Linked DNA regions of Homo sapiens: all the other regions are linked to region 1. Evidence: chromatin contacts called from ENCODE Hi-C or POLR2A ChIA-PET data. All regions are on one chromosome and are shown on one strand. Each heading gives the region's core, a stretch centred on a gene start or an enhancer-like site at or near the end of the contact. The rest is flanking DNA. Distances are from core to core; before and after follow the strand shown. Region 1 has its middle 39 kb from the start of LINC00114. Region 2 holds the start of LINC01700 (long intergenic non-protein coding RNA 1700). Region 3 holds the start of ETS2-AS1 (ETS2 antisense RNA 1).

Region 1 (2,700 bases), core at 107-2,606:
AGGATCACGAGGTCAGGAGTTCGAGACCAGCCTGGCCAACATGGTGAAATCCCATCTCTACTAAAAATACAAAAATTAGCCAGGTGTGGTGGTGTGCACCTGTAATCCCAGCTACTCAGGAGGCTGAGGCAGGAGAATGGCTTGAAAGTGGAAGGTGGAGGTTGCAGTGAGCCGAGATAGCGCCCCTGCACCCCAGCCTGGGCAACAAGAGTGAAACTCCATCTAAAAAAAAAAAAGAGACAAATGATTGCCTCTTTTGAGTTTCTGATTAACTTTTTAAAATGAGGCAAGCAGATATGCATTCATCTTAGCAAGCAGAGGGATGGGAGGCAGGTTTGACCTAAGCAGTTTCCAGCTTGACTTTTCTCTTTAGCTTAGTGATTTTGTGGTCCCAATATTTATTTTCCTTTCACAAATCCAAATGTATTTGTCTCTAGATATTTTATTTTATTCTCGTAAAAGGTGGGAATGCAGAATATGCTTTGCTTTATTAAAAAGACTATGTATTTGCCTTTAAAATTTCAGGTTTTAGAAACATTTCGTTTTAAAAGTCTTTCCTTGAAAAATATGCAGATTGAAGCAAAATCTACTTACCCTAGCTTTTAGGAGAACTTCCTTCCTCAAAACGAACTTTTGCCTACGTGGCCTCCTTTTGTTTTTTCAAGTTGATTTAAATAGGAATGAAAATTACCCGTATTTAACCAGCAATCCAAAGGACAGAAGGTATTTTTCCTTGCAAAGGGGTGCTCATAATTTCGTAAAGTAATAAGACACCAGTGAAAACAATCACCCCAAATTCATTTCCATATGAAAAGAGAACCAGTGTAACTTGAAAACGCCTTTTATTAAATCTCAAGGTCAGAACTGGGGGAAAATTCTAAATGTTGAATCACAATAAGGCTCACTAGGATTTTCTCCTATTTACCCGCAGAGCCTGCTCTAGACTTCAGTGCTGGGCAGGGGGTTGCCCTGCGCCTGCACCGCGGCTGCAAAGCACCCTGTTTCCCTTCTCTGACCCGCCTGGCATTCCCGCCGCCGAGCGGCAGTTGAGTGATTTTTTTTCTTTTCCTTTAGCCGGCCCAGGGCTGCACTCGGTGACTGCTCTTCGTCAAATTCCTTCTTAAACAGTGGTCAAGTATTCTTCCGGTGCAGCTGTTATTTTCGGGTCCTGTATTCTGCTTTGTGCTGACCCTGTAATCTCAGCAGTACCCATTCGCCTAGCAGGGCTTCGGGATGCTTCCCCGACTCTCCTCGCACCTTCACACCAACGCACTCCGGGAATGTTTCTGATGGGTGTCAAGTCCACTCTCTGATGAACGGACTCGTGCTTTGAGAGCATCTTCAGGGTCAGTGCATCCAGTGACCGTTTCATGACACCGTTTGCCTCGAGCGCCACCGCCTGGCCAAAACTGGAACGACCTGTGCCCGTTGCTGAGGAGGAAAAACACCCGGGATGGAATTTCTAGTTTTTGTGCAATCCTCATCCTTTTCCATTTTCTGTAAAGTGACGATGACAGATATTTTCGCTTACTAATGCAAGTATTTTTCATCTGAATAAATATACCAATTTCTCTGGCAATAATTTGGGTTTAAAAATACTGAGGCTGGCCCGGCACAGTGGCTCACACCTGTAATCCCAGCACTTTGGGAGGCCAAGGCGGGCGGATCACGAGGTCAGGAGTTCGAGACCATCCTGGCCAACATGGTGAAACCCCGTCTCTACTAAAAATACAAAAATTAGCCGGGTTTGGTGGCGTGCGCCTGTAATCCCAGCTACTCGCGAGGCTGACGCAGGATAATCGCTTGAACCCGGGAGGTGGAGGTTGCAGTGAGCCGAGATTGTGCCACTGCATTCCAGCCTGGGCGACAGAGCGAGACTGCGTCTCAAAACAAAACAAAACAAAACAAAACAAAACAAAACAAAACAAAAAAATATACTGAGGCTGGGCATGGTGGCTCACTCCTGTAATTCCAGCACTTTAGGAGACTGAGGTAGGAGGATGGCTTGAGCCCAGGAGTTTGAGATCACCCTGAGCAAGACCCTGTCTCTACAAATATAATTTTAAAAATAACTGAGTCTGATGGCATGCACCTGTAGTTCCAGCTACTCAGGAGGCTGAGGAGGGAGGATGGCTAGAGCCCAGAAATTCGAGGTTGCAGTGAACCATGATCACGCCACTGCCCTCCAGCCTCGGTGACACAGCAAAGCCCTGTTTTTAAGAAAGGGAAAAGGAAACACAAAGATACTGAACTGAGCGCCATCCTATACCCTCAGCTATACATTACATAAATTGTATTCTTTAGAATTCTAAAGGCTGAGTAGGATGGGCTTTGGTAATGTAAAAATACAAAAGCAGATACAGGCAAAAAACATGAGAAAATTTTTTTCCTCTAGCATTCTGTCCATGGTGGACAGGATGGGTGAAGTGTGCCTAAAGTGCTTGTTTGATGGGTGCCCACCCCTCCCCACTCCCCAGTGGTCGACGCAGAGCACTGATGCTACAGACCCAGGCTCCAGAACACGCTGGATGGAAAGGTTCTGAGAAGAGTGTGCACACCTCAAGGAGTGTGTGTATGTGTGCGAGCAAATACCTCTGTAAGCAGTCTCCTGGGGGTGCTGAAAGAAAATATTAGGATTTCTCTTCATACCTATTTTTATCTCAAATTTCAGTACTTTTATTTTTATAGGACACATAAAAA
Region 2 (2,700 bases), core at 108-2,607, 240 kb before region 1:
ATTGTAACACAAAGGATAAATGCTTGAGGAGATGGATACCCCATTTTTCATGATGTGATTATTGCTCATTGTGTGCTGGTACCAAAATATCTCATGTACCCCATAAATATATACACCTACTATGTACCCACAAAAATTAAAAATAAAAAAAATTTTTAAAAAGAACGTAAGACAGAGTTACCATTTGACCTAGCAATCCCATGACTGGGTATGTACCCAAAATAAAATTATTCTACCAAAAAGACACACACCCATATGTTCATCACAGCACTATTCACAATAGCAAAGGCAGGGACTCAACCTAGGTGCCTGCCCATGGTGGACTGGATAAAGAAAATGTGGTACATGCACATCATGGAATATGACACAGCAATTAAAAAAGAACAAAGTCATGTCCTTTGCAGCAACATGGATGTAGCTGGAGGCCATTATCCTAAGGGAATGAAATGCAGGAACAGAAAACCAAATGCCTCATGTTCTCACTTATAAGTGGGAGCTAAACAGTGGGTGTTCATGGACCTAAAAATGGCAGCAATAGAAACTGGGGACTCCAAAGGGAGAGAGGAAGGGAGGGGGACAACGGTTGAAAAACTAACTGTTGGATGCTATGCCCACTATCTGGGTGACAGGATCATTCCTATCCTAAATCTCAGTGTCATGCAATATATCTGTGTAGCAAACCTGAATGTGTACCCCCTGCATCTAAAATAGAAGTTGAAATTATTTTTTAAAATGCAGATTTTTGGCCCTGTCCCAGGGAATCTGGTTTGGTAGGCCTAGGAACCTGCATTCTAATGAGCACCTCCAAGTGAACTCCAGGTTGGGGAACCCTGCTGACGGTCAGGTAAGCAAAATTCCTCCATGTGAAACTGTCCCAGAGGGCACGGTAGCTCTCCTGTGCTTTTTTTTTTTAAATCTCATTTACGAATATAGATATACATTATTCTAAATAAAATATAAAAATAGAACCAACCCAAATGTCCATCAATGATAGATTGGATTAAGAAAATGTGGCACATATATACCATGGAATACTGTGCAGCGATAAAAAAGGTTGAGTTCATGTCCTTTGTAGGGACATGGATGAAGCTGGAAGCCATTATTCTGAGCAAACTATCGCAAGTACAGAAAACCAAACACCGCATGTTCTCGCTCCTGTGCTTTTGATACAAAGTGCCAATATTTCAATTTTTCTCAAAACAGGGCCTGTCCTGATAAATGTTCTACCTAGAGAATGTTCTTTTAAGGGCTAAAGGGAATGCAGAAGCCTAAATACAAAGCAAGTGCCCCTGCCACTCATAACTGCCACATCCCCATAGAAACATTCACTTTCATTAGCTGGAGAGGAGTTTCTCTTACTTCATTCCTTGAACCACTGTTTATGGAGCACTTCCAATTACCAGACACAGGTGACAAAAAGGTAAATGAGACTGGACCCCATGCCTGCCTCCTGGAGCCCACATTCCATGGAGTGGGATCGTTATCTTGAAACGCTGATTGCTTTGCTTTCTTTTTCTGCACTTCTTATCTGTCTTTTCAACTGAGGCATCCATTTTCTTGCAGAAAAAGGAACACTCAACATTTAATTTGACTCACAGTTCATGGTCTTGAATGCATGGCTTCGGATGGCAAGGCAATGCGTTCCGTGCCTAAGCAAAGCACCTAGCTCTCAGGAACTGTAAGTATTAAACCCATATGGAATGAGTCTTAAAGTTATGAAGGCTGTCTTTGTGGCCCTTGAAACCAACTCCACTTTTTTAAACCAATCCAGACCTGGCTCTCGTGCTGTCCATCAGAAAGACCACATGACTAGGATGTCACCTTTAATTTACATCATGGTGGCTTCACCCCTCTTCAGTGCCTCCATAGAACCTTCTAGCATACAGGCGTCCTCCAGTTTAACTTGGATAACTCTCAGGATAAACACCTCTGTTGTTCGCAGAGTCAGAACTGTGGTGGTTTCTTAATTGTAGAGCCGAAGCCGTGGCCTTGGTTCAGGTCGGCCACATCCTGTGGAATGAAACACCCTGCACGGATGAGGAAAGGGCCCATCCCAGCTCCCTGGCAGCCCCAATCTGCTGGGGAGGCAGTGTGGGGGTGGGTAGGGCTGACAACATGCTTCCCCTCCCCCAAGTGTGGGAGCAGCACCAACCGGTCTGATGAAGTCTCATGGCCACCCTAACTCAGACCCACCACAACCCATCTCTGAGCTCTTCTTTGCGCTGGTTCCTTTACCCGGAGAGCACTTCCAGCCATCTCTACCTGCACGAATCCCATGCGTTCATCAAAGTCTAGCTGAGACACTTCCATAACACTTTCCCAATCACGCCCTTGAACCCCCACTGCACCATTGGCATGCCTACGTTGTTTTCAGGTTGGGGTTGCCACGGCAATTCTCCTGCTTTACTCTTGGGAGGGGATTTCACTGGACTCCTTTGTTACCCAAGAGCATCCGTGTCTGACCCTGAGCTGGGGAAAATGCCCAATAAAAGGACTTATCTGTGCCCCTGCAGTTGCCTTAGACTCATCCCCGCAAGATGCTGTCTTAGACTGCAGGGCTGGGAGTAGAGTGTAGGGAGTCTATGGTCTACTGTGCTGGCTTAAACTGGGCTGCTGACACGGTGATACAGTGAGAGAAGCAAAAATTACCCTTCACATTGTGAATTGCCCACATTACCAAGGATAGAGACAGCACAGCAA
Region 3 (2,700 bases), core at 101-2,600, 200 kb before region 1:
GGAAACCACTTACATTAAGATTAAGATACCATTATAAAACAATGAATGAGGTAGCAACACATGTGCTATTAATATACCATAACCAGATCTATAACAAGCCTCGGAGGTGGTACTAATAACCTGGGAATTTTGAAGCAGTGATGGGCATAAGTGGTGGACAGGCATAACATGGAATGAGATGATCCAGTGATTTTTACTGGTGTCAAAGTCACAAGGATGCTAACACGCCACTGTGCTTGTTGCCTAGGTACCTATTGAAAGGAAATGATACATTTCAGTTAAAGGCTAGCGAAAATAAAAATGTAATTTTTACCCTTTAAGTTCCTGGATCCAGGTTTAGAGGCCCCTGCCTGCGTCATTCCTTCCCCCTTCCCTTCATTCCTTCTCCTTCCTGCCTGCTTCTAGGGTGAAAACCAGGAAGGCAGGTCTGTCACCCCAGCACCAGAGCCCCTTTATCTAAAAGATCCACAGTCGATTCTCCCTGGCCATGCCTAATAATGCATTGATTTTTGCAATGATCTGAATATCTGTGTCCCCATAAAATTCATATGCTGAAATCCACACCCCCAGGGTGATGATATTAGGAGGTGGAGCCTTTCGGAGATGACTAGGTGGTGAGGGGAGAACCCTCATGACCGGGATTAGTGATCCCATGAAAGAGACCCCAGAGAGACCCCTCACCCCTTCCCATGTGAAGTTAGGGTGAGCAGAGGCCATCGGAGAGGAAGCCTCCCTCACCAGAACTGACTCCGCCAGCGCCTTAATCTCAGACTTCCAGCCTCTAGAACTGCAGAAAATACATTTCTGTTGTTCATAAGTCACCTATGGTATTTTGTGATAGCAGCCTGAACAGACTAAGACATTTTCGTCTCAAAGACATTATAATTTACATGAAGTTAATGTGTCTCGGCAGACGAAGGAAGCTCACGCCTTGTGAAGGAGGTGGCTTGTGGCTATTACCTTAGAATCTCATCAAGTGCTACTTGGATATAAATTTCCTATAGCCCAAATTGTGAGAAGTGGCCAGTGTGGGTTCACAGACTGCCTCGGAGAGGGGCACATGTAGCCCCGAGGGTTTACAAACGCTTGTTCCCAGCAGCGATGATGAAGACCCCACACCAAATCCGAGTTAATTAAAGTGCTTTATTTAATCATCTGTGGTGTTGCTGAGGGAGATGAAGGTGATGCTGAATGCGGGAGCCCGGGTAAGGCAGGAAGTGGAGAGTCATGTTACCATGGCAACAGTGTCCCTGGCCTGCAGTGTGAATGAAGCTCTGGCTCTGAAGACCTCTGTGGTTTTAAAATGCCATCTATGTGAATATGACATCAATTTGTCACAACAAATCTAAATAGAACCTACTGGGGAGGGACAGAGACCCAGAGACCCAGAGGGAGACACTGACACAGAGAGAGTGATAGAGAGAGAGAGGCAAAGTCACAGAGACAGAAAGAGGAGGGGAGAGGGATGGAGAGAGACAAAGTCACAGAGATAGATGGAGGGGGAAGAAGGGAGGAGGCAGAGAGAGAGAGGAGAAAAACAGAGAGACGGTTGACAGATTAGGAGAGGTGCTTCTGGTGCTGCTGGTTGTGCTAGGAAAAGACATGTTTCTCTTTGGACAGATGTGCTGCCAGTGCTGGAAGTAGGCTGACTGTGTCTCTCTCCCTGCTCTGAGCCTGGCACCAGATTTGGCAAAACCAGACAGAGCAAAAGCTGCTTCCAGCCCACAGCACCCAAGGCTGGTCTCCTCTTTCATCGCAGGGCTGCTATGTACAGTTGCACAGGCTGTGCCCTGCACCAAGCACCCAGAAGAGGATACAAGAGCCTGCCTGTGCTCCTTGAAGTATCCCTGAGCCCTGATGAACACCTGTGTCTACGTGGAGAGAGGGGAGCCTCTGCTCACATGAGCAAAGGCAACAGGGGGGGACTGCAGAGGCCTGTTCCCTCCCACAGTCTCTATTTTGCAATAAGGTGGGTGGAAGGCTCTTCCAGATGTATTTACATGCAACAGTAACCTCTTACCCTTACCTCCTTACCTTTGATGAAGACAGTAAAGACCAGCTCCCTGACAAATAGACAGAAATGCATGGCGATTGGAAGAGAGTCTTGGGACCTGCGTAGACTTGAGGTGTGTCCTTGATGTTCCTGTCTTGGGGTTGGTGTGAGAAGCCTGTGGTTTCTTCATGGGAGAGGAATGTCAGCTCTGCCGTCATGAGCTGATTGTTCAGATAGGAGACTTTAGCCCACAGAGCCTCAGTGCACTCATCTGTACAGTGGGGTGGTTTGGAATCACCAATTCATAGCAAAGGTTGTTGTGAGGATTCAAAGAGATGCATCATGTTAAGTGAGTGAGTGTGTGTGTGTGTCTGTGTGTGTGTGCATGTGTGCAGAGCCCTGACATCCCAGGGCAGGCCACCTTGACCACACACAGCTATGCATATTTCGTGCCTGAGATTGCCATGGGTGCAGAGCCCTGGCCACACTCATGGGACTGGCTTCGGCCTGAGCCTTGGCACCATCAGAGTGGGTGCTACAAGGTGCTGTCCAGACATGAGAAAACTTGGATTTGCTAAAATTCCTGCCGCCTCAGGCTGACCTGACCCCTGCTCCCAGGAAGAGGTGTTTGCCCTTTCCTTCCTCCTGTGGCACCAGCCTGATGGGGGGAAGCACAGATCCGACGCTTTGACTGGCAGGACCTCTGA

The links. A loop is a pair of places that touch in the nucleus more often than their neighbours do. ChIA-PET counts read pairs that join two places held with the same protein, here RNA polymerase II (POLR2A). Pooled maps may share reads with other maps.
Region 2: a loop to region 1 is called in a pooled map, with 2.7 times the contacts of the local background. The contact joins the promoter of LINC01700 here to the enhancer-like site in region 1. A Hi-C loop is called at or near these places in 2 of 168 maps with a recorded cell type or tissue (IMR-90 and heart left ventricle), 1 of 37 single-sample maps with no recorded cell type and 13 of 50 pooled maps. POLR2A ChIA-PET finds 5 or more read pairs at or near these places in 3 of 52 experiments (H1, MCF 10A and activated T-cell).
Region 3: a map of K562 shows a loop between it and region 1 (2.7-fold over the local background). The contact joins the promoter of ETS2-AS1 here to the enhancer-like site in region 1. A Hi-C loop is called at or near these places in 4 of 168 maps with a recorded cell type or tissue (K562, PC-3, ascending aorta and 1 more) and 9 of 50 pooled maps. POLR2A ChIA-PET finds 5 or more read pairs at or near these places in 2 of 52 experiments (AG04450 and activated T-cell).

The regions. Positions count from the first base shown.
Region 1 is chr21:38,732,772-38,735,471 of GRCh38, reverse strand. No RefSeq gene overlaps it. Among named protein-coding and RNA genes, the nearest start is that of LINC00114, 39 kb to the left of the region's middle. Within about 2 kb of position 1,356, at least 17 of the 41 ENCODE cell types and tissues checked have a DNase peak (open chromatin) inside an H3K27ac peak, as active enhancers do; they include ascending aorta, heart left ventricle and psoas muscle, where a contact is called at or near this core.
Region 2 is chr21:38,976,431-38,979,130 of GRCh38, reverse strand. LINC01700 (long intergenic non-protein coding RNA 1700) reads left to right here and starts at 1,357. Exons shown (of 3, transcript NR_109962.1): 1 at 1,357-1,420; 2 at 1,564-1,678.
Region 3 is chr21:38,937,079-38,939,778 of GRCh38, reverse strand. It overlaps ETS2-AS1 (ETS2 antisense RNA 1), which reads left to right and starts at 1,350. Exons shown (of 4, transcript NR_120405.1): 1 at 1,350-1,969.